2 separate regions of the Homo sapiens genome follow, and region 2 is linked to region 1. The links are chromatin loops, found by intact Hi-C in ENCODE. Cell type or tissue: CD14-positive monocyte. All regions are shown on one strand. Each heading gives the region's core, and the rest is flanking DNA. Links, peaks and the distances in the headings are about the cores only.

Region 1 (16,098 bases), core at 2,804-10,803:
ACAATTTCAGTGTTTTTCCTACTTAATACTCTGGAACCAGACTGCTTATTTTTGGATCCCTGCTGTGTACTTAACAGCTGTGTGATCTTGGGCCATTTGTTTTGTATGCATGGTGTATAGGGCATATGCGGGAGTGATAGGAAACAAGAATGGGGCCGGGTGCAGTAGTTCACGCCTGTAATTCCAGCACTTCGAGAGGCCAAAGTGGGTGGATTACTTGAGGTTAGGAGTTTAAGACCAGCCTGGCCAATATGGCGAAACCCTGTCTCTACTAAAAATACAAAAATTAGCCAGGCATGGTGGCGCACACCTGTAATCCCAGCTACTTGGGAGACTGAGGCAGGAGAATCCCTTGAACCCGGGAGGCAGAGGTTGCAGTGAGCCAAGCGCCCCTGCACTCCAGCCTGGGCAACAGAGCGAGACTCCATCTCAAAAAAAGAAATGAGTCGAAAGGTAGGCGTAATCAAGACAATAAATAGTCTTGTGTAACATGCAAGAGTTTGAACTGTACGTGGATGGGAAGCCACTGAAGAATTATAAGCAAGGGAATTACACCATTACATTGTGCTTTAAAATATTTTTCAAGTACCATTTGGAAGAGGTGAGTTACAGTAAGGCAAGAATGGAGTCGATAAGTGAGTAATGATGCCTCTCCTACAAGATAGCATGAAGATGACAGGAGAGACAAGATGCCTGAGCTAGGGAATAGGATTAGGGATGAAGGGATGAATTTGAGAGATGTAAGCGTTAAGTGCAGTGTGGCTAAGACTCATCGACTATGGAGGAGAAGGAGGAAGAATCCAGATTGAGTTCTGTCTTGGATAGCTATCTTTACTCTGATGCAGTTATCCAATATAGGAGTTTTAGAGGATAGGAAAGGGGTAGAATATAAGTTTGCAACTGAAGGGCATGTGAGTAAATTATATGCAGTAGGAACTGGAGCTTAAAATAGATATCGAGTTTGAAATTATGCATTTTGATGGTACTTGGACCCATAGAAGTAGAGGAATTTATAGGACTAAGGTGAGGGGTAAAAAGGAATTAGAACAGAATCTTTGGAACTCTGAAGATGGAAAGAGTGGCTAGGGAAAGAAAGAACCAGAACTATTACACTGATAAAACTTTTACTATTTACAGCCTCTTTCCTCCTTCTTCCCTGTGTCTTTAACATGAGACTAAAGCCAGGAAAGGATTGGGTCCCAGGAAACCAAGCAGGGCTTTTACACTGGTTAGGATACTTGATGGAACTTTTCACTACAGAATGCAAAACTCTACACTCTAAACAGTTGCTGCTCCCCAACTGAAAACTCCTACTCTGGGAAAATGTCTACACTGTACCTTTATTCACATTAGTCTTGCCTTGACATTGTCTGTTACTCCTGTGCAGTTATGACCACAATCATTATTCTTTTTTTTTTTTTTTTTTTTTTGAGACGGAGTCTTGCAGCAATGCCCTGGCTGGAATGTAGTGGTGCCATCTCGGCTCACTGCAACCTCTGCTTCCCAGGTTCAAGCAACTGTCCTGCCTCAGCCTCCCGAGTAGCTGGGACTACAGGCACTTGCCACCACGCCCAGCCAATATTTGTATTTTTAGTAAAGACATGGTTTCACCATATTGGCCAGGCTGATCTTGAACTCCTGACCTCAAGTGATCCATCCATTTCAGTCTTACAAAGTGCTGGGATTACAGGTGTGAGCCACTGTGCCCAACCAACATTAATTCTTTTTTTTTTTTTTTTTTTTTTTTGAGACGAGTCTCGCTCTGTTGCCCCAGGCTGGAGTGTAGTGGCATGATCTCGGCTCACTGCAACCTCACCTCCTGGCTTTGAACGATTCTCCCACCTCAGCCTCCCGAGTAGCTGGGATTACAGGTAACTGCTATCATGCCCAGCTAATTTTTGTATTTTTATAGAGATGGGGTTTCACCGTGTTGGCCAGGCTGGTCTTGAACTCCTGACCTCAGGTGATTTGCCTGTCTCAGCCTCCCAAAGTGCTGGAATTACAGGTGTGAACCACCACGCCCAGCCCAATATTCATTCTTATGAGTACTCTGATGCAATTTCTAGCCCATGTATTACCAAAGATCAGATATTCACTATATATAGTAATAGTTACATAACAATGTCCAAAAAAGGTGTTTAATAGAAAGGAGAATTTTTTTTAACTTTTATTTTAAATTCAGGGGTACATATGCAGGTATATTGCATAGGTAAACTTGTATCATAGGGTTTGTTATACCGATTATTGCATCATCCAGGTATTAAGCCTGGTACCCATTAGTTATTTTTCCTGATCCTCTCCCTCCTCCCACCCTCCACCCTCTGATAGGCCCTAGTGTGTGTTGTTCCCCTCTATGTGTCCGTGTGTTCTCATCATTTAGCTCCCGCTTATAAGTGAGAACATGTGGTATTTGGTTTTCTGTTCCTGTGTTAGTTTGCTAAGGATAATGGCCTCTAGCTCCATTCATGTCCTGGCAAAGGACATGATCTTATTCATTTTTCTGACTGCAGAAAGCAGAATTTATAATCTGAGTAATGCCATAAGATATATAAATAGCGGAAAAATAACTTTACTTATTGATAGACAAATTCTTTATGCTGGAATATTTTTATGTTTTCTAGACTAGTGAGTGTGGAGTAATTAGCAATATGAGGTTCAAAGTTTGGGTAAAAGATTTATTTTTGTCTTGGTTTTATTTATTTATATAATATATATATGATATGTATATATAGTATATGTATGAATTTATTTGTAGCTCTGAAGATGGCTGTGGTAGATATCTATCATTCCAGGTTAAAGGAGAGACAAAGACGAAAAAAGTAAGTATAAAAAACCATCCTGGCCTCCTTTCAGCTTTGGATTATTGTTTTGTGTGTGTGTGTGTGTGTGTGTGTGTGTGTGTGTGTCTGTGTCTGTGTCTGTGAGAGAGGCAAGGTCTCACTCTGTTGCCCAGGCTGGAGAGCAGCAGCACAATAATGGCTCACTGCAGCCTCAACCTCTCAGGCTCAATTGATTCTCCCACCTCAGCCTCCTGAGCATGTGGGACTACAGCAGTGCGCCACCATGCCTGGCTAATTTTTTGTATTTTTTGTAGATACGGGGTTTTGCTGTGTTGGCCAGGCTGGTCTCAAACTCCTGGACTTAAGTGATCCTCCCTCCTCAGCTCCCAAAGTGTTAGGATTGCAGGCATGAGCCACTGTGCCTGGCCTCAGCTTTGAGTGATTGACCACATATAGTCCATGAGAGAATGCTCCACTTGTGACTCATCTTTTGACCTTGGAGAAGACTCTTACCCTCCTTAGACCTCAATTTTTCCTTCTCTCAATTGAGGATAGTAATTCCTGTGTTATTTTTATATCCTCTGCCCTTATCCTTTATTGACGTTATGATGAACAATGAATAATATGGGTACACTGTTTTAAGCTATTTGAAGTAAAAGAACAAGATAAAATAAAGGCATCAAGACAGTATTGTTACACTTTTTTTTTTTTAATATTTGTGAATCATTCTTTGCTTTTGTCTTTTTTTTTTTGAGATGGAGTCTCGTTCTGTCACCCAGGATGGAGTGCAGTGGCGTGATCTCAGCTCACTGCAAGTTCTGCCTCCTGGGTTCATGTGATTCTCCAGCCTCAGCCTCCCAAGTGGCTGGGACTATAGGTGTGCACCACCACGCCTGGCTAATTTTTGCATTTTTAATAGAGATGGAGTTTTGCCATGTTGTCCAGGCTGGTCTTGAACTCCCCACCTTAAGTGATCCATCCCCCTCTGCCTCCCAAAGTGCTGGGATTACAGGCGTGAGCCACCGTGTTCAACCTTTTTTTTTTTTTGTTAAATAAGAGACAGAGTCTCACACTTACTCTGTCACCCAGGCTGGAGTGCAGTGTCACTATCATGGCTCACTGCAGTCTCCAACTCCTGGGCTCAAACAATCCTCCCACCTCAGCCTCCCAAGTAGTTAGGACTACAGGTGCGCACCACCACACTTGGCTAATTTTAAAACCTTTTTCTTTTTTTAGACTGGGCGCGGTGGCTCACACCTGTAATCCCAGCACTTTGGGAGGCCGAGGCTGGTGGATCACCTGAGGTCAGGAGTTCAAGACCAGCCTGACCAACATGGTGAAACCCTGTCTCTACTAAAAATACAAAAATTAGCTGGGGGTGGTGGTGCATGCCTGTAGTCCAAGCTACTCGGGAGGCTGAGGCAGGAGAATTGCTTGAACCTGGGAGACGGAGGTTGCAGTGAGCCAAGATCACACCACTGCACTCCAGCCTGGGCGACAGGGTGAGACTCCGTCTCAAAAAAGAAAAAAAACCTTTTTTTTTTTTTTTGAGACAGGGTCTCACAATGTTGCCTGGGCTGGTCCTGAACTCCTAGACTCAAGGCATCCTACTGCCTTGGCCTCCCAGAGTGCTGGAATTACAGGTGTGAGCCACTGCACTCGGACTGTTAGGCTTTTTTATTTTATTTTTATTTTTTATTTTATTATTATTACTTTTGAGATGGTCTTGCTCCGTCACCCAGGCTGGAGTGTAATGGCGCGATCTCAGCTCACTGCAGCGTCTGCCTCCTGAGTTCAAGCAATTATCGTGCCTCAGCCTCCCAAGAAGCTGGGACTACAGGCACGTGCCATCATGCCCAGCTAATTTTTTATTTTTAGTAGAGACACAGTTTCCCCATGTTGGCCAGGCTGGTCTCAAACTCCAGGCCTCAGGTGATCCGCCCACCTCAGCCTCCCAAAGTGCTGGGATTACAGGCATGAGCCACTGCCCCCAGCCCTATTGTGCTTTTTTAATGTTCTCTTTCTAACTGTTCATTTTTTAATGAGAAGTCTTTCATCTAAAAGGATTTCAAAGAAATTCTGAACAAGTTTCAGGCATACTGGTTCTTCCTCTCTTTGCAACATATCAAAAAGTATACATTCAGACTTAGAAATTATGGATCTCAGACCTCTGTTGGTTTCAGAGAAGAGTATGCAGAGGGTATAAGTGTGCATGTGTGTGTATGTATGTGTAGGCATGTATTTACTGTGATGTTACTAACTGTAGACACAGTGATATCTCAGCAATAAAAAGGAGAGAAGCCAGGTGTGGTAGCATGAACCTCTGGTCCTAGCTACTTGGGAGGCTAAGGTGAGAGGATGACTTGAGCCTAGGAGTTCAAGGCCAGTCTGGGCAACCTAGGAAAACCCCATCTCTTAAAAAAAAAAGCAAAAGAAAAAAAAGGGACTTGAGATTCACTCTGGAGGAACTAAGATGTGATCTAAAGCAGCAGTCCTCAACCTTTTTGGCATCAGGGAGTGGTTTCATGGAAGACTGTTTTTCCATGGATGGCTGGGGGCAGGAATGGTTTTGGGATGAAACTGTTCCACCTCAGATCATCAGGTATTGGTTAGATTCTCATAAGGAGCACACATCCTAGATCCTCCACGTGAGCAGTTCACAATAGGGATCGCGCTCCTGTGAGAATCTAATGCTGCCGCTCCTCTGACAGGAGGCAGAGTTCAGACGGTAAAGCTGCTCACCTGCTGTGCAGCCTGGTTCCTAACTGGTCCATGGCCCAGGGGTTGGGAACTCCTGATCTAAAGTAAAACTTACTCTCTGCATGTCTGGAGTTAGCTTCCATGAAATGCTGAAGAAGCATACCCAGTTGCTCCTATGAGAAGCTTCATTGCTAGTTATGAATACCTCTGGTATAAATCAGATTCAAGACACATAACTTTGCCTGGTTTAAATTCTCTTTTGCTTAAAACACAATTCGAGCTAGAGAGTACTGTAGAACTCAGTTGCTGATGTTGCTATCAAATCTTTTGTTTTATAATGCCCTTTCATTAAACATGCACAATATTTATTTCTAGTACCGCCAGTGTTGTGTGAATGCACAGTTGAAAATGTTGAATATGTGATCATGGTGCCCTTTAGCAGATTTCTCTAAAATGGCTGTTCTCAATTATTTCCACAAGCTGAATAGATTAACTTTATGACATGGACAGAGATTCCTTTCGGTTTCATCTTAAGTGACAGACATGTGTTTTTCAGCATTTGTGAGTGGTTATTGATTGATTCATTCGTTCAGCAAATAGTCATGGAGAGTCTACTATGCCCAACAAGAGGAAAAACCCGTGATGCCTGAGAGTCTAAAATTGGGTTAGTGATTCACTGACCTGCAGAAATTTGTGGGAGTGACTTCTTTGGACCTCTGTATTGTATTCCACCTCAGCATGTTTATGTCTGATGATAGCTATATGTGTAAAGCATTAGTAAATGTGAAAATAATTCTAATGCACAAATTATTGTGGCTTTTCATTCTAGAATTATAAGAGACCATGGATTAATCAACCTTAGAAAGTTTCAATGTAAGTATTAGCAGTTTTCTTTATTTTACAATTTTTTTCCAATATTATTGAATAATTTTAAATAAATCACGTATTGTAGTTCTTAATCCAAGTTGCATATTAGCCTGGCTATCACTCCAGACTAATGAAGTAAGAATCTCTGGGGTTGGAGGCACAGCACCTGCATTTTTAAAAAGTCTTCAGGGCAATTCTGATCCATAGTGAGAGTTTAAAGTATTAATTTGGGGCCAGGCGCGGTGGCTCTTGCCTGTAATCCCAGCACTTTGGGAGGCTGAGGTGGGCAGATCACGAGGTCAGGAGATCAAGACCATCCTGGCTAACATGGTGAAACCCCATCTCTACTAAAAATACAAAAAAAAAATTAGCCAGGCGTGGCGGCATGCACCTGCAATCCCAGCTACTCAGGAGGCTGAGGCAGGAGAATCACTTGAACCCAGGAGGTAAAGGTTGCAGTGAGCCGAGATCACGCCAGTGCACTCCAGCCTGGGCGATAGAGCAAGACTTAGTCTCAAAAATAAATAAATAAATAAGCAAATAAATAAATGTATTAATTTGTAGTCAATAAAACTTGTATTAAAATTCTTTTTTAAAAATTTGTATAGTAATTACAGTGTGAATATTAATGAATAATTTTCTGGATAGAGTCATGTTTTGCAACTATGTGTTAAGCATAACATAACCTTAATCTTCAGGTTGTAAAAATATTTTAGATAAATAACAGAAAGTGATCTTTATTTTGGATGGTTATAGACAGACAAAATAAATGATATTTAATATTATATGACGGTGATAAAAATACATATAGTGATTTTTAAAATAAATGCCACCTTTGACCTTACTGTGGTTTTTTGTTGTTGTTTGTTTTTTAAGAGACAGGTTCTTGCACTGTTGCCCAGGATGGAGTGCAGTGGTGTGATGGTATCTTGCTGCAGCCTTGAACTCCTGGGTGCAAGTGATCCTCCCACCTCAGCCTCCTTATTACAGGCTCGAGCTATCGTGCCTGGCCTTTATTATTTTAAATATCAGAGATACCTAAGCAGGGCAGAAAAAGTCCCTGTACTTTTTCTTCTTCCACAACATAGAGGCTTCCACAACTAAGAAGGATGATGTCATAATAACAATCACAATGTTTGTATTAAAATATTTGTAATAGTTGTGTGTCATAATATTCTTTTTTTGTAAAGAATAACCTAATGGTTAGGTTTGTACAATAACCTAATGGTTATTGTAAAACATCCCAGTTGATAGATTCTTGTAGGGGTATTTATTTAATAATATATAGCATCGTAGGGTTCAGTCAACAAGGTTAAGTGTCTTTTTAGTGTAAATAAATATCTAGCCAGGCATGGTGGCTTGCACCTATAATCCCAGCTACTTGGGAGGCTGAGGCAGCGGATCACTTGAGCCCAGGAGTTCAAGGCTGCAGTGAGCTATAATCATGTCACTGCACTCCAGCCTGGGCAACAGAAAATCTATATTTTTTAAAAATATAGCCATCATCATAAGTATGTTACATTTTAGGTCCTTTATTATTTATTTATTTTTTGAGACAGGGCCTCACTCCAGTTGTCCAGGCTGGAGTGCAGTGGCTCAGCTCACTGCAGTCTCCGCCTCCCAGGCTCAGGTGATTCTCCCACCTCAGCCTCCCAAGTAGCTCCATCTCTACTAAAAAATAAAAAAAATTAGCCAGGTGTGGTGGCAGGCGCCTGTAGTCCCAACTACTCAGGAGGCTGAGGCAGGAGAATCGCTTGAACCCGGGAGGCGGAGGTCGCAGTGAGCCAAGATCGTGCTACTGCTCTCCAGCCTGGGCGACACAGCGAGACTCCGTCTCAAAAAAAATAAAAAGGTAAGCTAGGAAAAAAAAAAATAGCTGTCATAAATGAAAGTCTGTATCGTTAGTCCAAGAGTAGATAGAACTAACCTAATTACTGATTGAAACGACCCAAGTAGCAGTTCGAGAGTTACTGACTGCTCCAATCTACCAGTTATTGTTAGTCAGTTTTACTCTCCATCTTCTTTGCAGATACATCTTTGGATTAGTTGTTTGGTCAGTAGTGATCCCCAGAGTTGCTGCTCTGGTGTCTCTGCATGATATTTGCATGACAGTTGTCAAATAAAACTTCATTAGCAGTAAATTAAGTTGTAGTAGTTAATTTAGTTTGGAGAAAGGCAAAATGACCCATATGAAGGATGAAAAAAATACTTACCTTGCTTGAGGATGTGTAGGTGGGACATGCAAGAAATCACACTTTTTCTCAGCTAATGGGAAATCTTCTGGATGGATTATTTTGTCTGTAGCTTCTTTGTTTTCCTGTGGGAGTTAATACCATAAATTTTGGCCATAATTCTTCCTAAGAATGTAAGATCTGCCTTTAATTGTCTCGTCCATTACTGCCAGCAGTTCCTGCCCCTGTGTAGTTTAAAAGACAGTGAGGTGGCCGGGCGCGGTGGCTCACACCTGTAATCCTAGCACTTTGGGAGGCCGAGGCGAGCAGATTGCCTGAGCTCAGTAGTTCAAGACCAGCCTGGCCAACATGGTGAAACCTCGTCTCTACTAAAATACAAAAAATTAGTCGAGCATGGCGGTGTGCCTGTAATCCCAGCTACTTGGGAGGCTGAGACAGGAAAATTGCTTGAACCTGGGGAGGCAGAGGTTACAGTGAGCTGAGATCACACCACTGCACTCCAGCCTGGGCCACAGAGCAAGACTCCATCTCAAAAAAAAAAAAAAAGACAGTGAGGTGGCTGGGCGCGGTGGCTCATGCATGTAATCCCAGCACTTTGGGAGGCCGAGGCGGGTGGATCACCTGAGGTCAAGAGTTCAAGACCAGCCTGGCCAATGTGGTGAAATTCCGTCTCTACTAAAAATTCAAAAATTAGCTGGGTGTAGTGGCGGGCGCCTGTAATCCCAGCTACTTTGGGAGGTTGAGGTAGGAGAATTGCTTGAATCCAGGAGATGGAGGTTGCAGTGCGCCGAGATCACCCCAACGCACTCCAGCCTGGGAGACAGAGCGAGACTCCATCTCAAAAAAAAAAAAGACAGTAGATGTGGGAGATGAGTAGTGCTCAGTGGTGGAGATGATCTCCAGTGTTAACAACATCCCTGTGGGATAGTTGCTATGGTGCTGTCATTATGATTAGTGTTTTGCATTCTTGGCTTTCCTGTTTGCTTCCTGTCATGGATAAGTTAGTCATATGAGGTTATGAATAATGTTCTTCCATTTTACTAATTGTAAAAAAAAAAAAATGCTGAAAACTCAGGGATCCTTACATTTCCCATGACACATTTATGTTTTATTTTCTCTGTAGTAATGGAACGGCGGTATCCCAAGGAGGTCCAGGACCTGTATGAAACAATGAGGCGATTTGCAAGAATTGTGGGGCCAGTGGAACATGACAAATTCATTGAAAGCCATGCATGTAGGTGGTTTTTGAGCCTTGAGCAGTATTTGTGTGTGTATATTTATATAAATAGGAGAGATAATGGTGTGTTTTATGTGAAGTTCTATAAATAAATAAATGGATATTTCTCTCTTTGTTCCCCTTTATTACCATGAGACAAATTTGGGACTATGGGGGTGGCAGAAGAGAGGTTAAAAAGCCCTAATGACTTCCCCCATTGCCCCAGATAAACAATAATTTAGTAGTTTTTCTCCCTACTTTGTATCATGGGAACTTTCAAATATATATAGAAGTAGAGATAATAATATGATGAACTCCCGTGTATCCATCATCCAGCTTCAGCAGTTTTCAACACATGGCCAGTCTGGTTTCATCTTTACCACTCACTCTTCCCTCCTGCCCTCAACTGGATTATTCTGAAGCAAATCCCAGACATCATTTTATTTTGTTCATAAATATTTTAGTATTAAAAGTAGTTTTAAAAATGAGGACAGAGATGGATAGCTTGTGGAGATAGTACTTCCATCGATCTCTTGCCTTTCTGTGGTATTTCTGTGAGAGCTCTACATAGTTACCATTTGATTTTTCACTATAAAAAATTAAAAGTTGTTATGAGGCCGGGCGTGGTGGCTCACACCTGTAATCCCAGCACTTTGGGAGGCCAAGGCAAGAGGATTGCTTGAGTCGAGGAGTTCGAGACCAATCTGGGCAACATAGTAAAACTCCATCTCTACAAAAATACAAAAGTTAGCCAGGCATGGTAGTGCACACCTGTAGTCTCAGCTACTTTGGAGGCTGAGGTGGGAGGATTGCTTGAACCCGGGTAGCCGAGGTTGCGGTGAGCTGAGATCACACCACTGCACTCCAGCCTGAGCGACAGAGTGAGACCCTGTTTCAAAACAAAATATGTTGGTATGGCAGTAAGGCCTAGATTGTTAAAATAATATGGACTCTGGCTTGTTCTGTACCTTTCATCATGACATTTGTGTATGTGGCTTCTAAGTTTAGTTCTGGGAAGGTAGTCTACTAAGGCCCTTATTCTCACCGTGAAAATATTTCTTACATAGCATTGCAGACATTTATCTGAGCCAGGTTGGTTGTCCTCACCAAACACCTTGTTTGGTTAGCATTCTTTGTGTGGTTTGTACCAGGTGACTGATCCTTTACTTCCTGTCCCAGTTTGGGACACACCCCTGGTTTATGTGTCATTCCAAAACACTACACCCCATGGATTGTCCAGGCTCTTCCTTCATTCTCTGTTTCAAAAGCAGCCAAATTAGAATGATTTGTAGAACTTTTAATAGAAGATAGTTAGAGCAGGGAAACTTGGTTGTTAAAAAAATTATATTTTGCCCAGTGCGGTGGCTCATTCCTATAATGCCAGCTACTTTGGAAGGCCGAGGCGGGTGGATCACCTGAGGTCAGGAATTCGAGACCAACCTGGCCATCATGGCAGAACCCCATCTCTACTAAAAATACAAAAATTAGCCGGGTGTGGTGGTAGATGCCTGTAATCCCAGCTACTCAGGACGCTGAGGCAGGGGGAATTGCTTGAACCCGGGAGGTGGAGGTTGCAGTGAGCCGAGATCATGCCATTGCAGCCTGGGCGACAGAGCGAGACTCTGTCTCAAAAAAAGAAAAAAAAAATTGTTACTTTTGTAGACAAATGAATTTAACCATTTCACTAAGTTTTCTAGAAGACAGTTCCAGCTGCTGCATCTGGAGACAGCAGCTGGAAGATAGCTGGAGTAGGTTTTCCTCAGCTCTTGGGTAAAATTTCTAATGAGAAGTTACCAACGAGTAGGATTCTCCAAATGAACTTCCCTAGTCTTATAAGGCAGAATTAATGAAAATGCTCAATAGCAAAAGTGCTCACTAATGTTGCTTTTGTTTTTGTAATTTTTTCCTTCATTCCTTTTGGGGAAAACAGTGGAATTTGAACTCCGAAGGGAAATCAAGAGGCTCCAAGAATACAGGACAGCAGGCATTACCAATTTTTGTAGTAAGTATGCTTCAGCTACATACCGTACTTGAGGGCAAGTATCTTCCAGACACACAGAGGAAGTCTCTGAATTGTTGTGAATTTTTTTTTAAAAAACAAGCTTTCCTTTACCAGAATGCTTTAAACCTTTCCAGTAAAGTTTTGGCTATTTAATCCCTATAAATACCTTTGTATAGATTATCTTTGGTACTACAAAAGTTGTGAGACAAAGGAAAGAGAGGTGCTGCTTTAGATTTAGGATTCTGCCGAGGCTCTTTAAAAAAAGGGAATCTTGGGCCGGGTGCAGTGGCTCACACCTGTAATCCCAGCACTTTGGGAGGCCAAGGCAGGTGGGTCACTTCAGTCCAGGAGTTCGAGACCAGCCTGACCAACATGGTGAAACCCTACCTCTACTAAAAATAAAAAAACTAGCCAGGCGTTGTGGTGCACACGTTTAATCCCAACTACTCGGGAGGCTGAGGCACAAGAATCGCTTGAACCTGAGAAGCAGTTGTTGTAGTGAGCCAAGATGGTGCCACTGTACTCCAGCCTGGGTGGCAGAGGGAGATTCTGTTTCAAAAAAAAAAAAAAGGAATTTTATATTTTAGGTGTGTCACCCTTTTCAAATTTAATGATACATGGTCTTAGCATTTTTATAAAATAATGAAGCTTCAACTGGCTCCAGGTGCTTGCATCCCAGTTACTTGGGGTAGTGACAATAATTATATTATTAGCAGCTAACATCTATCAGATATTTACCATGTACCAGTCTCTATGCTAACCATTTCACTTGGATCAAGTCAATGAATTCTCATGACAAACTTATAAAGTACCGTTACTTCCATTTAGTGAAGAAATTAAGGTATAAAGAGGTTACAGAGCTAGTTAGTACTAGAACCAGGTCATAAGAGATAGTGTATTATAGTAGTTAAGAGCTTGGGTCTAGACTTAAAAAGCTTGAGTATAAATTTTGGCTCTCCAGCTTGCCAGCTCTGTGATGTGATTCTATCCAAATTTATTTTTCTTTCCTTTTTTTTTTTTCCCTAGAGACTGACTCTTGCTATGTTGCCCAGGCTGGTCTCAAACTCCTGGCCTCAAGCAGTCCTCCCGCCTAGGCCTCTCAGAGTGCTGGGATTACAGGTGTGAGCAACTGTGCCTGGCCTCTATTCAAGTTTTAATTTTCTAAGGTTCTTAGAGTTAGTGTAAAGATTTAATTAGAGATACTGCATATAAGCATAGCACAGTATCTGGCACACAATAATTCCTCAATAAATGGCAGTTTCTGTTGTTTTGCTGTCATTGTTGAAATGATCTTTAGCATTCCCTCCTTCTTCCTATTTGAAGTTTTTGTGATTATTGATAGTTGTCACCTACTATCTATAAGAAATAGTTGGCTTCTTTTTTTTTTTTATTTGAGACGGAGTCTGGCTCTGTTGCGCAGGCTGGAGTTCAGTGGTGCCATCTTGGTTCACCACAACCTCTGCCTTCTAGGTTCAAGCGAGTCTCCTGCCTCAGCCTCCTGAGTAGCTGGGACTACAGTCATGCACCACCATACCCGGCTAATTTTTTTTTTTGTATTTTTAGTAGAGATGGGGTTTATCCATGTTGGTCAGGCTGATCTCGAACTCCTGACCTCAGGTGATCCACCCACCTCAGCCTCCCAAAGCGCTGGGATTACAGGTGTGAGCCACCACGCCCGGCAATAGTTGGCTTCTTAACACAGCCCTGTGGGTGCAACATAGCCTTATGGATGTAAGTTCAGCCTAGTATAATGGCTCTTTAACAGTGGAAACCATTTTTGAAATTAAATTTTGTGTGAGCCCCAATCTACAAATAAGATAAAAGTGGGCTGGGCACGGTGGCTCACACCTGTAATCCCAGCACTTTGGGAGGCCGAGGCGGGCGGATCACTTGAGGTCCAGAGTTCAAGACCAGCCTGACCAACATGGAGAAACCCCGTGTCTACTAAAAATACAAAATTAGCTGGGCATGGTGGCGCATGCCTGTAATCCCAGCTACTCCGGAGGCTGAGGCAGGAGAATGGCTTGAACCTGGGAGGTGGAGGTTGCTGTGAGCCGAGATCGCGCCATTGCACTCAAGCCTGGGCAACAAGAGCGAAACTCCGTCTCAAAAAAAGATAAAAGTGGAATTACTTTGGTTGAACTTTAATGGTTCAATTTATGTGTAGAGCCCAGGACCCGCCGGTATCTGGCAGTGCCCTTTCTCTTTACATTAACCTCTAAGATACTCTTGTGGTATCCTGGGGCTCTGTGGAACCTAGTTTGAATTTTGAAACCCACTGGTGCAGTATTTTGGAATCTGTGAACCTTTGTTAACATGTAGAAAACACCACGCAGCTCTTCTGTTTAGCAAGATGCATATAGAGACTCTGATAACTAATTTTGGTTTCCTGATATTGGCTGCCTCTAAGAAATATGGAGAAGAGGTACTACATGTCAAAGAGAACTCTTTTTTTGTAATTCTAATTGTTTTTTAAGGAAAGGCATATGCTTATAGCACTTGTGTGACTTTGAAAAAATTTATAAAAATAGAAAAAACAGGAAGCAAATATGACTATAGTAAAAGTTGGTTACTTTTTGAGAGTGGAAATATGAGCAATTCTTACTTTCTTTGTACTTTTCTGTTGGTTTTTTTCCCCTTATTTCTTACAGATAGAAAAGGAATACAAATGTTTAATATTTAATACTTAGTATTAAGAAAAGGATTTCAGACTAGGGAAAATCTACTTGGGTCTTGGAGAAATAATTGTGAAAGCAGTTTTGCAAAGGAAACAGACTTTAAGAACAAAACCCAAAACCGGTTTCTTGGTCAGTTAGGAAGCCCTTCAGTTCTGCTGCATTGTCATTGTGGTCATTGTGTTTTCTATACCCCCAGGTGCCAGAACCTACGATCACCTCAAGAAGACACGGGAGGAAGAGCGCCTTAAACGCACTATGCTCTCAGAAGTTCTCCAGTATATCCAGGACAGTAGTGCTTGCCAGCAGTGGCTCCGCCGGCAAGCTGACATGTGAGTAATTACTCCAGGGTGAAGGAGGCATTCTTTCTGGGATGCCTTGGCCTTCACATATATTTTTGGGCACCCTAGATGGCAGAGTAATAATAATTGAGTAGCTGGAAGAATTCAGAAATATTTTAGCAGTCCATCTCAGAAACAGTGCCATACTGACAGTTTTGAGAAATAACTGACCTCCTAGAATCATACTTTACTACTTTGATCCTATTTTTTAAAATGAGTGTATTTTCCCCCAGCCTTCTACCCATGACTTCAACTCTCTCTTCATACCTAGATTTTCACTGGGGAATCATGTTTGTATCCCTTCCCCTTGAGTGGTGTTAGTGGTGTTCTAGATTACAAGCTCTTCTTAACAAATCTGAGGAATTTTTCTTCCTCAGAACAGATTTTCTTTCCTGCTCAATACAGTGAGATATCTGTAAAACATAGTTCAGTCTATCTCATTACACTTCTTCAAGGTGACCTACCTGATAAATGGCACCCAGTCTCACCGGGGCTTTTGGAAATCACCTTGTTTGATATGACCTAAGTTTAAATTCCTCTTCTTCGTTGTAGTGATTCCGGCCTGAGTCCTTCCATTCCAATGGCTTCGAATTCAGGTAATTATTTCTCAGGCCAGAACAAGTCTTAATTGTGAAGTTTGCATCGTAGGGGTTATAGTGACCCAGCAATCTTCCTTCCTCTGTGGTGTCAGGGTGCTTAGGCAGAGTAACAGTAATCAAGTGTTAGCCCAATATATAAACATCAGTATGTTTTCAGAACCTTCATGGCCAGACAGAGACTATCCTCAGAGTGACAGTATAGAGTATAGACAGTATAGAGACAGGGGAAAAAAGAACTTCAGAGAGGTAACTTCTTTATTTTACCAATGTTCATGAGCAGTTAGTTTACTGCAGTTGTGTCTACCACTAATTTTGAGACTTATTTCACAGGAGATAAATTAAAAGCTTTTTATTTTATTATTTTTTATTTATTTACTTATTTTTTGAGACAGAGTCTCGGTCTGTCGCCCAGGCTGGAGTGCAGTGGTGTGATCTCGGCTCACTGCAACCTCCGCTTCCCGGGTTCAAGTGATTCTTCTGCCCCAGCCTCCCGAACAGCTGGGATTACAGGCATGCACCACCACGCCTGGCTAATTTTTGTATTTTTGGTAGGGACGGTTTTGCCATGTTGGCCAGGCTGGTCTCGAACTCCTGACCTCAAGTGAGGCACCCACCACGGCCTCCCAAAGTGCTGGAATTACAGGCGTGAGCCACCGTGCCCAGCCTAAACTTTTTATTTTTATATAACATGAGCAAAGAAGCATGTTACTTGCCAGAAACATAAGG
Region 2 (16,098 bases), core at 4,280-12,279, 120 kb after region 1:
TCCAGAAGTACTGTTAACAGCTCATTTGTTTTAAAGACAAATGAGATTACACTATATTGCTCTATACTTTAACTATATAACAAAGACACATTTCCATGCAGTACATGTAGATCTATCTCATTCAGTTTAATGATTACCACTGTGTGAAGGAATTGAAATTTATTTAACCTTTCTCCTCCTGTTGGATATTTAGCTATTTCTACTTTTTACTCTAACAAACAATGTTACAACAAAAATTCTTGTATATCTTTGCTAATTCGAGTTACTATTCTTGGGATAGATTTCTAATAATGTGACTACTAGGATAGAAGATATAGACATGCTGAGGCTTTTTTTTTTTTTTTTTTTTTTAAACTCAGTCTCCTTCTGTTGCCAAGCAGGAGTGCAATGGTGTGATCGTAATCATAGCTCACTGCAGACTTGAACTCCTGGGATCAAGTGATCCTCCTGCCTCAGCCTCCAGGGTAGCTGGGACTACAGGTACACACTATCATGCCCAGCTCAACATGTAGAATTTTGATTGCTATTGCCAAGTCTGCCTTTCAACAAGGCTGTACCAATAAGCCTAGAGTGTATTAGTCACTTTTACCCTACTTTTTCAATGACATTAAATATTATATATTTAAAACATTTTTGCTAATCTGAGAAGTGAAAAACTAAAGTATTTTAATTTCAGGTTTAGCAGTTTTTCTGAAAGATACAACCTAAGAATTTAAATGTGCTCACCATAATCCAGTAACCTACTCTATGTATCCCCGGAAAAAATGGTGCCCAGATTCACTTTCAGTGATTATCTGAAATATGCACAGCTTCGCCATTTACCTGATTTGCAGGGTAGGTTGGTATGAAACCACTAGAAGCCTGGGCTGCAGCTCCACCCACTGGTCCAACAAGGTTAATGCCCATGACTGGCTGTCCAAGGCTGAGGGGCATGGAGCCCGCAGGACCTGAAGGTATCACAGTTGGCTGACTCACCGGTGTAGGCAGAGTCATAGAAAAGCCACTTAAAGTTGGAATAGGAGCTGCTGGGAACTGGTTTAAAGCATCAGGACTCATTGCAGGAACGCCCCTCTACAAATGATAGAAAGAAAATGGATTAGAGGATTGTAAACCACATACGGTCGAAATCTGGCAGAGACCGAAAGGTAAAAAAATCTGTAGCCTTTGCATGTTTCCACTCCAACTCTCAAAACTCATGAATTTGATTTAAGAAAAAAAGTTACAAGGTCAATGCAAACCTAATACTTAAGAAAGAAATGGCCAACACATATCAGTTCTGACATTTTCACTTTCTGACAAGTTTGGTTAATTCTATATGATCAAATCATTTAAAATGACTTTGCAATAAAAGAAAAATTTATACCAGACTGAGAATACTTTATCTGTATCTATGAAATTTTAGAGAAGAATTTCAAAACACAGAGTAATTTCACCTATTACTGACTAACTTTCAAGTTCAGAGAATGTTAATATTAAAAGTCTTTAGGCCAGGCGTGGTGGCTCATGCCTGTAATCCCAGCACTTTGGGAGGCCGAGACAGGTGGATCACTTGAGGTCAGGAGTTCGAGACTAGCCTGGCCAACATGGTAAAACCCCATCTCTACTAAAAATACAAAAAGTAGCCGGGCATGGTGGTGGGTGCCTGTAATCCCAGCTACTTGGGAGGCTGAGGCACGAGAATCACTTGAACCCGGGAGGCGGAAGCTGCAGTGAGCTGAGATCTCGCCACTGCACTCCAGCCTGGGCAACAGAATGAGACTCAGTCTCAAAAACAAACCAAAACAAAAAGTCTTTAAACAAAGGAATAACTTGCTATTATGCACATCTTATAAACTCTACATTTTTGAAGTACTATATCCTGAAAATGATCTAAATTTTAATGTACAAGGAGTTACACAATGTAGTAAAAAAGATTTCATATCCTTGCAATTTATATTAATAAAGTTATTTGATCTAACTTAAGAAACATTGTTTACCTGTGTTACCGCTATCATGGCTAGAACGGTATAAAGTTCTTCTTTTGTAAGTTTGCCAGGTGTAGTTCGATTAGCTAAGGCCCATATCTGTCCAAGAGTTTCCCTGGGAAGCCCAGATGACATCAGAATGGGATACAGTTTGGCAGTATCTATTCCAGTTGGAGTCATTGTGGTTTCTAAGATTTTCTTATAGGCATCTATTAAAGGAAAGACCAGATTACAAATGGAAACACATTCCAAGTGATTTATTTTTTGGGATGCCATTGTTGGTATACAAGAATAATCTTCAACAAAACTGCTTTAATAGAACCGAAGCCATGTCAGGGTTTAAATTGCTTTAAACATATTCAAGTGCAGCTGGGCGTGGTGGCTCACGTCTGTAATCTCAGCACTTGGGAGGCCAAGGCCAGCAGATCATCTGAGGTCAGGAGTTCAAGACCAGCCTGGCCAACATAGTGAAACCCCATCTCTACTAAAAATACAAAAGTTAGCCACACGTGGTGGCATGTGCCTGTAAGCCCAGCTACTCAGGAGGCTGAGGCAGGAGAATCACTTGAACCCCGAGACAAAGGTTGCAGTGAGCTAAGATCACGACTCTGCACTCTGCACTTCAGCCTGGGCAACAGTGAGACTCCGTTTCAAAAAAAAAAAGAAAAAAAAATTTGAGATATTCAAGTGGAAATGTCCAGCAGACAATTAAGAGTCTGAAGTTTGGTACTAAAGATAAAATTTAGGGCTAGAGGTAAGACAAAGTCTTATAATTCAGTAGAAGATTGTAACAAGACAGCATGCTTTGGACTTTACAAGAGAAGCTGTAGAGTAATGATGGTGGGAACAGTTTGAAAAGAGCAATGGGAAGTAAGAATTATACCAACATCACTCTTCTCCAGTAAATTAGAGGCTGTGAGAGAAAACACCATTGGAGAAGGTGCTACGGAAATACAGCCTTTAAGGAAAGACCCAGTTTCTGTTAAGGTGAGGAAGCAGAACAAGTGTCTTAAAAAGGGGGGTACAGTTGGTGAGTTTTTGACAATAACATGGGTTTTCCAAAGGACCAAGTGGGAAATGTTGTTAGATACAGGGCTAAAATAAAGAATGCCAATATTGCATGGGACATACTTATACTAAAAAATTATTTGCTGTTTACCTGAAATTCAAATTTAACTGGGCATCCTGTATGGTTATTTACTAAATGTAGCAAGCTTAGTTAGGGAAATGAAACTTAGTAGGGCTAAGGGGGACAGAGAAACTGTTTAAAACAAAAATTTTACATCTGGGATTATAAGTATGGATTACAGGTTAGTGGGCTCTCCATAAGAACACATATTTTTGGCCAGATGTGGTGGCTCATGCCTGTAATCCCAGTGCTTTGGGATGCTGAGGTGGGCGGGTCACAAGGTCAGGAGTTCGAGACCAGCCTAGCCAATACGGTGAAATCCTGTCTCTACTAAAAATAAAAAAAATTAGCCAGGCGTGGTGGTGCACGCCTGTAGCCCCAGCTACTCAGGAGGCTGAGGCAGGAGAACTGCTTGAACCCAGGAGGCAGAGGTTGCAGTGAGCCGAGATTGCGCCACTGCACTCCAGCCTGGGTGACAGACTGGTTCCGTCTCAAAAACAAACAAACAAACAAAAAAAACCATATTTTGACTAGAAAGTATACATGCATGTATGTTTTCTAGTCTTCTAAGGAAGAGGGCGAAAGTAAAGTAATACAAACTGGCAGAAAATGGATAAAACTCCAAAATATACCAAGATCTAGATTTCATTCGTTTGGCTTGAGGACAGAGAAGAAAAGATGCAAACTGTCTAACAGGCATTTGGAAGAAAAGCCATTATTTTAAAGTACAGTTGAATTGTACATACTATTTTGGTAACAGCCTTTTGTCATTATGAGTAGTATCAGAAAATGCATTTGAATGAAAACTATAAAACATTAATGCAATAAATTGAAGGGGACATAAAAAAATAGAGAAATATTCCATGTTCATGTTTTGGAATAATCAATGTTGTTAAAATGTCCATAGTACCCAAAGCAATGGGTAGTACAGATTCAATGCAATCCCTATCAATACCAATTACATTCTTCACAGAAACAGAAAACATAATCCTAAAATTTATATGGTACCACAAAGGACCCAGAATAGCCAAAGCCATTCTGAGCAAAAAGAACAAAACTGGAGGAATTACAGTACATTACTGTATATTACCTGACTTCAAATTATACTACAAAGCTATAGTAACCAAAACAGCATAGTAATAACACAAAAACAGACACAGAGACCAATGGAACAGAATAGAGAACCCAGAAATAAATCCACACATCCACAGTGAACTCATTTTTCAGAAAGGTGCCAAGAACATACATTGGGGAGGGTCTCTTCGATAAACGGTGCTGGAAAAACTGGATCTCCATATGCAGAAGAATAAAACTAGACCCCATCCCACACCAAATAAAAAAATCAAATGGAAATGAATTAAAGATTTAAATCTAAGACCAGAAACTATGAAACTACTAAAAGAAAACTTGGGGAAACTCTCCAGGACATTCGTCTGGGCAAAGATGTCTTGAGTAATAACCCAAAAGTAAAGGCAATCAAAGCAAAAATGGACAAATGGGATCACATCAAGTTAAAAAGCTTTTGCACTGCAAAGGAAACAATCAACAAAATGGACAACCCACAGAACGGGAGAAAATATCTGCAAACTATCCATCTCACAAGGGATTAATAACCAAAATATATAAGAAGCTCAAACAACTCAATACAAAAAAAGCTAATAATCTGATTTTAAAATGGGCAAGACAACTGAACAGGCATTTCTCAAAAGAAGACATGCAAACAGCAAACAAGTTTATGAAAAGAGGCTCAACATCACTGATCATCAGAGCAATGTCAATCAAAACTACAATGAGATATCATCTCACCCCACTTAAAATGGCTTTTATCCAAAAGACAGGCAATAACGAATGCTGGTGAGGATGTGGAGAAAAGGGAACCCAAGTACACTGTTGGTAGGAATGTAAATTAGTACAGCCACTATGGAGAACAGTATAAAGGTTTCTCCATAGTGGCTGTACTAATTTATAAGCCAAGATTCAAAAGCAACCTAAGTGTCCATTGACAGACGAATGGATAAAGAAAATGTGGTACATATACACAATGGAGCACAATTCAGCCATAAAAAAAATTGAGATCCTGTCATTTCCAACAACATGGTTGGAACTGGAGGACACTATATTAAGTGAAATAAGCCAGGCATAGAAAGACAAATTTCATATATTCTCATTCATTTGTGGAAGCTAAAAATTAAAACAACTGAACTCATGGAGACAGAGAATAGAATGATGGTTTCCAGAGGCTGAGAAGGGTAGTGGTGGGGGGGAATAATGGGGATGGTTAGTGGGCATAAAAATATAGTTGGATAGGAGGAATAAGATCTAGTATTTGATAGCACTACAAGGTAGCTACAGTCAACAATAATTTATTGTACACTTAAAATAACTTACAGAGTATAATTGGAATGTTCATAACACAAAGAAGTAATACATGCTTGAGGTAATGGATACCTTATCTACCCTGATGTGATTATTACACATTGTATGTCTGTATCAAAGTATCTCATGTACTCCATAAAAATATACAATTATGTAGCCACAAAAATTAAAAATAAATTTTTTTTTGTTTAAAGAAGAAAATGCACTTTAAGGATTTTCTTTTCTTTTTTTTTTCTTCTTGGCTCAGCAGTAAAAATACATGTAAAGAAAAAGTAGGTCAGGTGCAGTGGCTCACACCTGTAATCCCAGCACTTTGGGAGACCAAGGCAGGCAGATCACTTGAGCCCAGGAGTTTGAGACCAGCCTGAGCAACATGACGAGACCCCGTCTCTACAAAAAAATACAAAAATTAGCTGGGTGTAGTGGCATGCGCCTGTAGTCCCAGCTACTTGAGAGGCTGAGGTGGGAGGATTGCCTGAGCCTGGGGAGGTCAAGGCTGCAGTGAGCCAAGATCCTGCCACTGAACTCCAGCCTGGGTGACAGTAAGACCTTGTCTCAAAAAAAAAAAAAAAAAAAAGAGTAAACACTATCCTTCACATCTTCCAATGTGAAAAAAAAGATCCCACATGGTCTTTTATTTCATATAGTATTACATGACAAGTCATAGAAAGAATATTTTTAAAAATATAAACTAAGAATTCAGAAAATTACATTAAATATTTTGGTAAAATTCTTGATGTTATTAATTGCTGAAGTAAATATTTGATAATGTCCATTAAAGCATAATAAATCTAAGAGAGCTTTTAGAAATAAAAGTATGATGGTTGATAAAACATTAAAACAAAACTATTCTCCTCTATTTATATAGTTATTCCATATATGAGGCAGTCTTATGAAACACGACATTTATTTAATTTCTGTACTCTTTCAGAAAAAAAGAAAAGTGACAACTCCTCCTGCATTTTTTGTAAGTGCAACAGTAAATATTTACAACTACATTTACAATATTTAAACCAAAATATCCAGATGGGAATCCTGGGTAAAGAAGCTTTTTTACCTGGAACCAAACTCTCATTGTAAATCCAAGGAGGCATTCTGGGCTGAGCAGGATCCTGTGAGGGAAATACTCCCACACCTAGAAGGTAAGAAACATTAATGTATATAGTGGTCCATGGAGAAGATGGCGAAATCACACTGAGTCATGGTTTTTTACAAAGAGCACTGGCTGGAGACACTAAAAAAAGTCACCAATACAATTAAAATACTTGGTCCCCCCTGCCTCCGATTCAGAATAAAATATTTGGTTTTTAAGCAACTCTTGTACGTTAACTATGTTCTAAAGAGTAAATTATACAAAAACTAAAATGTATCAAATCAATACTCTAAATCATATAAGCCTTGCACCATTTAACATGTATTACAAATTAAGGAAAAAAACATGATAGATGATAGTTTAAAATTATGTATCTAAAAATATTTAATTGTCCAAGCTTTACTTGCAGTTTTTACTAATGCTTCTTTGCAAAGTTTCATTGTTTTTTAACCTACATATGATACTGCTGTCTTAAATATATAGGACTTTTGGGGGCTTTCTGTCCAATAAAATATCCTCCCAAAAGTTTGCCTCCTTGGCTGCCCACATTCTAATTCATTTCTGAGGGTTGAATTTATACAATTTAGATCTTTTAGGCAGTGGTGCATATGATTTATTTTAGAGAAACCAAAACTATATTCTCATTGGTGACTTTTCCAGTTACATTTTAACTTTTCAACCTTTATGGAAGAACAGAAAGTATAAGGGGGGAAAAAAGAGAGTTTTTATAAAATAAAAGGAAAGAAAATTTTAAATCAGAAATGATTCCAATTAAGAAAACCAGTTATCAAAATCATTTTTAAAAAGGAGTAACAGTGTGTTGAAAGAATTCAGAGCAAAATCTTAGGGGTTAATTGGAGAAAGGAATGCATTAAATATATTTCAAGCAAAATTTCGATTAGCAAAATCAAGCAGCATTCATTTGAAGATTAATGCTTAAGGTGTTAGCATTTGAGCAACATTTGGTTAAACAAGTTTTTTGCTGAATGCTTCACGAGCTCACCACTCTCTTCAATTGACAGGTTTTGATCTGAAGTATTTTCTGCCTCTGCAGTGGTGGTACCACTTACACATCCATCTACAGCAACCCCGTTACTGGCCATTAAACTGGGATACTTCTTACTGGAACCTGGGCCTAGGGCTTTGTGGCCAACTTCAGAAGTATTTAATTTAATTTGTTCCTGCCCAGATGTACTTATATCACAAGATACTAGGAACTTCTCCTCCAAGGAAGGGCCTAAACAAAGAGCATGAAGGATTATTTGTATATAACTGTATATGTCTAATCTTTTTAACCATCCATCTCCACCCCCATATTCTTTTTTTTTTTTTTTTTTTTTGAGATGGAATCTCACTCTGTCACCCAGGCTGTAGTGTACTGGCATGATCTCAGCTCACTGCAACCTCTGCCTCCCAGGTTCAAGCAATTCTCCTGCCTCAGCCTCCTTAGTAGCTGAGATTATAGGCGCCCGCCACCAAGCCTGGCTAATTTTTTGTATTTTTAGTAGAGACGGGGTTTCGCCATGTTAGACAGGCTGGTCTCGAACTCCTGACCTGAGGTGATCTACCCACCTCAGCCTCCCAAAGTGCTGGGATTACAGAAGTGAGCCACGGTGCCCAGCTCACCCCCATATTCTAAAGGGAGGCCCTGCCACGTATAATGTAAACATTGTGGCCAGGCACCATGGCTCAAGCCTGTAATCCCAGCACTTTGGGAGGCCAAGGCAGGCAGACCATGAGGTCAGGAGTTCAAGACCAGCCTGACCCACATAATGAAACCCCATCTCTACTAAAAATACAAAAAATTAGCCAGGCGTGGTGGCGGGCACCTGTAATTTCAGCTACTTGGGAGGCTGAGGCAGGAGAATCACTTGAACCCAGGAGGCGGAGGTTGCAGTGAGCTGAAATCACGCCACTGCACTCCAGCCTGGATGACAGTGCAAGACTCTGTCTCAAAAAAAAAAAAAAGTAAACGTTGAAATAATTCAATCACTGCACATTTGTATAGGACTTGAGAGACTTCAGAGATTTTAGAGAATGTAAACATAATTATCTACTGTGATTCTAAAGAATTCTATGAGACAGTAGGTGGAAGAGTGTAGTGGAAGGAGCACTACCTTTGAAATCTGACAACCTACATAAGATAACACTTCCACTAACTCCTAGGGAGGCCTCTGGCCAGTAACATCATCATCATCTCTTGGTCTGTTTCCATGTCCATCAAATGAGACAGTCTGGACTAAGTACATGTCTGCCAAGATCCCTCCCAGCACCCTGTCTCAAGCCAGGATGTGTAGCTGTCTCTATTCATTTTATAGATGACAAAATCTAAGGCACACCAAGGACAAATTGACAGTAAATGGACAACCTGGGCTTCTGCCCCCAAGTGCCCTGTCACTGAAGCTGAAAGAGTACTTTCTAAAGAAGCCTTTCCTAGCTCCTTATTCTTAAGAAAATGATATCGGTGAATCTCCCAAACAACAATCTTCTGGAAAAATCAGAAGATTTCTTTTAAAGTTATAAGGCAGTTTAAAGTGCTCCTAGTTGAGGAGCAAAAGTTTTAAATCACCTTTCTGGAATGTCAAGACCCCAGAACTTAAAAATCTAGACACTTGTTTTGTTGAATTTCAACAGCAGTCATACATTTATGTGCATGTTTATTTGCCAACATCACTGGATTATTCTACTTATATAACAGAAATAAGTTATCCCAGGATATCTTAAGAATATTTTCATTAATAATGCTAAGAGTTACCTGCTTCTGGTACACTGTGTGAGGCTGAAGCAGTAGAGAAGTAAGGAATTTGCCCAGGGACGCCATGTAAGGCAAAAGGCACTGGACTCTGACTTGGAGGGAGAGGCTGTGTCCCAGCCTTCTGTGTATGCAACTGGCCAAGTGGGGTGGAGGGGTGGAAAGACTGAAAGGGCTGGGACGTGGAAGAAGGCCCACATGGGGGAACTTCAACAGGCCCCTGCATAAAGTCACTGAATTCTTCTTCATCAAGAAAGGCAGGTGATGGGGAGACAGTTTTAGTAGAATGAGATGATGTGGGGCAATCTGCAAAATGGAAAATGGCAATGAAACACACAAAAATGGAAACCAACAGAGAAAAAGGAATTAAGATGTAGTACAATTCCAAAAGAATATATTGAAACATAAATAGTGGAGGTGAACAAGAAATAACAAGTAACAATAGTCAAATGGAATTGCATGATGCATGTAAAACACTTTGATGTCTATTTATACACAATTTTATGTCTTTTTAAAGGGGAGTTTTAATAGCTATTTTGTATTTGGTTCAAAAAAGGTAAAACTAAAAATACATGTATCTATTCATTTATTTTAGAGACAGGATCTTGCTCTGTCACCTAGGCTACAGTGCTGTGGCATGCTCATAGCTCATGATCATAGCAGCCTGAAACTCGTGGGATCAAGCAATCCTTCAGCCTCAGCCTCCTGAGTAGCTAGGAATATAGGCACATGCCAGCATACCCAGCTAATTCTTCCTTTCTTTTTTTTTTTCATAGAGATGGTGTCTCACTATGTTGCCCAAGCTGGTCTCGAGCTCCTGGCCTTGACTGTCTTTCTTTTATTAGATTAATAATTTTTCCCCTGAGACCATTAATGATTTACATCAAAGTGATGATTATTTTTGCAGTTGAAATGATCTGTTTATCTAGATAATATTATCTCAAACCAATATACATCAGATATAAGAAAACCTACCAATATAGTGCTGAATACATTTTGGACAGATATATACCATGATGACTAAATTTCATTATTTATTAAGAAATTCAGTAAGAAATAATGCACAATACAAAGCTGTAATTTTTGAAATATCATGCCCGATCCACACACTTGCATAGATCATATTTCAGTAAAGTTACCATATGAGAAATAAAAATTACAAAAGAACTTTTTTTTTTTTTTTTGAGATGGAATCTTGCTGTGATGCCCAGGCTAGAGTGCAATGGCATGAGCTCAGCTCACTGAAACCTCTGCTTTGTTCCCCCGGTTCAAGAGATTTTTCTGCCTCAGCCTCTCAAGTAGCTGGGACTACAGGTATGCACCGCCATGCCCAGTTAATCTTTGTATTTCGTGTGTGTGTGTGTGTGTGTGTGTGTGTGTGTGAGAGAGAGAGAGAGAGAGAGAGAGACGGAGTCTTGCTCTGTCGCCCAGACTGTTGCTCTGTCGCCCAGACTTGAGTGCAGTGGCGCGATCTCGGCTCACTGCAACCTCCACCTCCTGGGTTCAAGTGATTCTTCTGCCTCAAACTCCCAAGTAGCTGGGGCTACAGGTGCGTGCCACCACACCCAGCTAACTTTTGTATTTTTAGTAGAGACGGGGTTTCACCATTTTGGCCAGGCTGGTCTTGAACTCCTGACCTCATGATCTACCTGCCTTGGCCTCCCAAAGTGCTGGGATTACAGGTGTGAGTCCCCACGCCCAGCCCAATTTTTGTATTTTTAGTAGAGACGGGGGTTTCTCCATATCGGCCAGGCTGGTCTTGAACTCCTAACCTCAGGTGATCCACCCACCTTGGCCTCCCAAAGCACTGGGATTACAGGCATGAGCCACCATGCCTGGCCAAGACAAGAACATTAAACACATTATTAAGGTGATATTTTCTTGTGAAAAGCATCAATATTAGGATATCATGAAGAGCTGAATCAAACAACTATAGTCAATTTAAGAAAGTAAACCCTGCCTGAAGACTACAACTACCTTTAAAAGATCTTTGGCACTAAAGGATATAAATGTCACTGTGGCTTTTTATTGTTAAATGTAAAATTCACTTATGTAATAAACCTGCTCTACTGGGGCTACATTTAACATGAAGCTCATTAACAATACTATTTTATTGTTGCTTCTTCACATTTATTATTATTATTACTATTATTATTATTATTATTATGATACTGGGTCTCCCTCTGTCATCCAGGCTAGAGAACAGTGGCACAATCTCAGCTCACCGCAACCTCTGCCTCCCAGGTTCAAGTGATTCTCGTGCCTCAGCCTCGCAAGTAGCTGGGACTACAGGTGCCCATCACCACGCCCGGCTAATTTTTGTATTTTTAGTAGAGATGGGGTTTCACCATGTTGGCCAGGCTGGTCTCGAACTCCTGACTTCAGGTGATCTGCCTGCCTTGGTCTCCCAAAGTGTTGGGATTATAGGCGTGAGCCACCACGCCTTACCTTGTTTTGTTTTTGTTTTTGTTTTTTGGAGATGGAGTCTAGCTCTGTCGCCCAGGCTGGAGTGCAGTGGCACAATCTCAGCTCACTGCAACCTCTGCCTCCCAGGTTCAAGCAATTCTTCTGCCTCAGCCTCCTGAGTAGCTGGGAATACAGGTGTGCACCACCACTCCTGGCCCCACATTTTTTTTCTTTTTTTTTTTTTTTTTGAGACAGAGTCTGGCTCTGTCGCCCAGGCTGGAGTACAATGGCATGATCTCCGCTCACAGCAACCTCTGCCTCCTGGGTTCAAGAGATTCTCCTGCCTCAGCCTCCTGAATGGCTGGGATTACAGGCATGCGCCACCACACCTGGCTAATTTTTATTTTTAGTAGAGACAGGGTTTTGCCATGTTGGTCAGGCTGGTCTTGAACTCCCGACCTCAGGTGATCCACCCACCTCGGCCTCCCAAAGTGCTGGGATTATAGGCTTGAGCAACCGCACCTGGCCTCCCCACATTTTAAATTACTTTGAATTGCTTTAATATGACTAAAGTCTATTGTCACAATAAGCAGTCTTTTTTTTTGTCACTGACTTGAAGCTCAGGAGTAGTCTTTTTTTTAAGAAATGGCTCTTGTCTGAAAAATGGAGACCCTGCATACTTCTTTCCTCTCTTTAGGATCAATGCAATAAAACCTGGATGCACTGAAAGTTCTAAGAAAGATGCAAAATATGCAAAATTATTGCCTTAATCAAGTTTGTTTAAAAAAGAAAAAGCCCTCCCACATTGTATTCCAAGTCTCCCAACAATTACCAAGGCTGGATTTAGGTTCTCAATTTGGGTTCCCAGCTACTTAAAATATTTTTTAAATGGACCCTATTTCCTTGGGATATACTGTAAAGACCAAACCAATGTTTCTTTGCATTTGGCTGGAATGTGTGACTTCTACATGGAATATATTTTGGCCCATACCAACTCTAGCAGCTAGGTATATGATTAAAAAGAAGTATAAAAGTTAAATGATGGGCCAGGCACAGTTGCTCACACCTGTAATCCTAGCACTTTGGAAGGCTAAAGCAGGTGGACTGCTTGAGCCCAGGAGTTTGAGACTAGCCAGGGCAACATGGTGAAATCCCGTCTCTACAAAAAATACAAAAATTAGCTAGGCGTGGTGGTGCGCATCTGTAGTCCCGGTTACTCACGAGGTTGAAGTGGTAGGATTGTCTGAGCCTGGGGGGTCATGGCTGCAGTGAACTGTGATCATGTCACCGCACTAGGGCAATAGAATGAGACCCTGTCTCAAAAAAAAAGTTATATGATCAATATAGTTTGTATATTCAGTATTTTAAGATAAACAATCTATAAAGAGAAATTTAAAAGGTGCCTTTGGTGGTAGAATGGCTGGAAACTCTTTTTATAAATACTTTAGGACTAGGTTTTTGGTTTTTTTTTTTTGAGATGGAGTCTCACTCTGTCGTCCAGGCTGGAGTGCAGTGGCGCAGTCTCGACTCACTGCAGCCTCTATCTCCCAGGTTCAAGCTATTCTCTTGCCTCAGCCTACCAAGTGACTGAGATTATAGGGACGTGCCACCATGCCTGGCTAATTTTTTGTATTTTTAGTAGAGATGGGGTTTCACCATGTTGGCCACGCTGGTCTTGAACTCCTGACTGCCTTTCTCTACTTTTCCTAACCTCCAGCCTAGGTCTAGTTTTAGTATTAACTTCTAATATATATTCCTAAATTACTTCTTGACTAGCTTATTCACCTTATAATTTTCATTTTTAGATATGTTTTTCCTTTCTAATCTCAGCCTGATTGCTAATATCTGTTTTCTTTTCAATCTTGTATATTTTATTTTGGGGCATACTTTTGGAATGGGAATCTTAAGTGAAATTAACAGAACAGAGTCAAAGTTGTCCCGGAAAAATCAAGAACTGGTTACTATGCCAGTGATTATTCCCTCTTGATATCACCCATGAAAGGTACTATAATACAAGGGTTCAAGATAAAATTTATCAATGCAACATTTTCCAGCAGAAGATAGTACTTTCTTGGCTGGCTAAATGATTTATGAAAACTGTTCACCTATTAGGTATGTTTTCTTGGAATCAGCTGATAAAATGTCAAAACGTTGAATTTGTTTTTTGTTGTTTTTTGAGATGGAGTCTTGCTCTGATGCCTAAGCTGGAGCGGGCAGTGGCATGATCTCGGCTCACTGTAACCTCCGCCTCCCAGGTTCAAGTGATTCTCCTGCCTCAGCTTCCCGAGTAGCTGGGAATACAGGCATGCACAACCATGCCCAGCTTATTTTTGTATTTTTAGTAGAGACAGGTTTTCACCATGTTGGCCAGGCTGGTCTTGAACTCCTGACCTCAAGTGATCCCACCTGCCTCGGCCTCCCAAAGTGCTGGGATTACAGGCATGAGCCATGGCACCTGGCTTGAAATGTTGAATTTTTAAAAATAATGTGGTAACAATTATGCAAATACAAGACTCATTTCAACTGCTAAATGTTCAAAAGAACAACCAAACCCCAACCTCCAATCCCTTTACCCTGCTCTAAAACAGGGACGTTTCTTTTTGCTTACCTGACAATAAATGATGATAAAAATTACAAAGAAATGCATTAGGGAAACTAACATTTCAAGAAGAGCATTATTATACTCATGATTTTCTTAAATGAGGCATTTTAAGAATTTGTAAGTTTAATCACATTAAGTAATGAAATCAGAGCTAGTTCATAAAAATTACTATAAAACAATGAGAATTAAATGGTAAACTCCTTTATTACATTTGCTCTGAGTGAATAGATTTTACTAATGTTAACATATTTATATACAGAAAACTTACAGGTGAAATTGTCATACTGATATTTAATTAGAAGACAAAGAGGTTTTTTCCTCCCAAGACAGTTGTTATCCAGACCAGAGCTCTTAAGCCACTGTATATTTGAGAACATCCAAATCTGTACTTAGCTTGAAGGAAGAGTTCTACATTGACTTTTCACACACACATATAATGGCGAGGTAAAGAAACAGGGACTACATAAATCACCTTCCCAGAAAAGAAAAATATAATGCCTCTTAAAACTACCTGGTTTCTTGGGGTGCGATGCTGGAGTAGGGTGCATTTTTGCATCTCTGGAAAACCCATCTAAATTTCCTTTTATGGCTTCCAAAGCATCATCTCTACTCTTCTCTCCTGTCTAAGAGACAACAAATATATGCGTATTTCTTTACTTATCCCTCACTGTATCCTAAACCCTCCCAAATTAAGAAAAGCACAGATATTCATCTATTTCCAATATTTTTACCACATACTTCTGATAATGAATTATCCAAGTCAGCAAGACATTGGTAAATGATTAAACAATGACACTCCACAGAAAATAAAAACATTACAAGGCCAATGTATAAATACTTTAGGATAGACCTGTTTGATATTAAGTGTCCTGTGAAGGCTCTAAGAGAAATATGAAATATCACTGAATTCAGGATTACTGCTTCCCAAGAAAAAGATTATAAACATTGCCATGATACTAAAAAAGAGCTGAAAAGATAATGGCTGATAGCCTATTCTCATTGACAGCAGTGTATCTTTACAGAAAATGAAAAACCCTTCACATTAGTAATTAGGTAAACCAAAATGAGAAGAATCAATCACAGCCTCAGCTTGGGCTGGTGCCCCAGTGACGAAATCCACTCAATGAGTGGGAAGAGGCACATTCAGGGTGTGTATGTTCTGGGTGAAGAGAAGTATTGAAATACTACCTTGGGTTTCACACTGCTCAAAAGTCTGAGCTTTTGCTTCTGCTCTTCAAACTGGCGTCTTTTTCTTTCTTCTTCTAAGAGTTTTTGCTGCTGTTCAAATCGTTTCCTGAAGGAAAAATGATCTAATAAAGAACCAGCTCCCGGGATTATACACTGTGTTTTATATTCAGATTTCTAACAGTTTCAGCAATATCATGTTGCACTTCCAGAAGTGTAAATTTCATTGCTAAATATCTAGTTTTCTTACGACAATCCTGTTTCCTCACTATATTAATTCCAAAATATTTGACATGAGTCTAAAGAATGATTTACCTAAATTATGTATATGAATTTATTTCTCATCTAATTTGCAAGAGGAGGAAACAAGCTTTTGCATATAAAAGTATTCTCGAAAAACAGGCAGACAAACATAAGAACACACTTTGCTCTGCATATTAAAAAAGAACCTGCTTGGGAAGGCAGTGTCATACAGCAGAAAGAGTAATGATTTGGGAATCAGGAAGCCTGCCTTTGGGTCCAGGCTTTGCTGGTAACTGTGTAACCTGGACTGACAAGTTGTTTCATTTTCCTGGACTTCACTTTCACTAG

The links. Peaks named below come from ENCODE experiments on the same cell type or tissue, not always from the same donor. Only the 100,000 strongest peaks of a DNase experiment are listed, where the experiment ranks them.
Region 2: a loop joins it to region 1, with 5 times the contacts of the local background. A loop is called at or near these places in 2 of 110 quality-filtered maps.

What each region holds. Positions count from the first base shown.
Region 1 is chr17:37,455,769-37,471,866 of GRCh38, forward strand. It overlaps TADA2A (transcriptional adaptor 2A), which reads left to right. Exons shown (of 16, transcript NM_001166105.3): 9 at 2,756-2,819; 10 at 6,310-6,353; 11 at 9,663-9,773; 12 at 11,686-11,757; 13 at 14,632-14,764; 14 at 15,326-15,369. Among named protein-coding and RNA genes, the nearest start is that of DUSP14, 26 kb to the right of the region's middle. RefSeq lists an enhancer at 1-222 and a silencer at 3,124-3,324. In CD14-positive monocyte, for the core only: no CTCF peak of the experiment used is centred there; no DNase peak of the experiment used is centred there; H3K27ac peaks cover 437 bases.
Region 2 is chr17:37,569,815-37,585,912 of GRCh38, forward strand. It overlaps SYNRG (synergin gamma), which reads right to left. Exons shown (of 22, transcript NM_007247.6): 5 at 15,511-15,616; 6 at 14,834-14,945; 7 at 7,566-7,799; 8 at 6,527-6,604; 9 at 1,977-2,173; 10 at 823-1,071. Among named protein-coding and RNA genes, the nearest start is that of SYNRG, 32 kb to the right of the region's middle. In CD14-positive monocyte, for the core only: no CTCF peak of the experiment used is centred there; no DNase peak of the experiment used is centred there.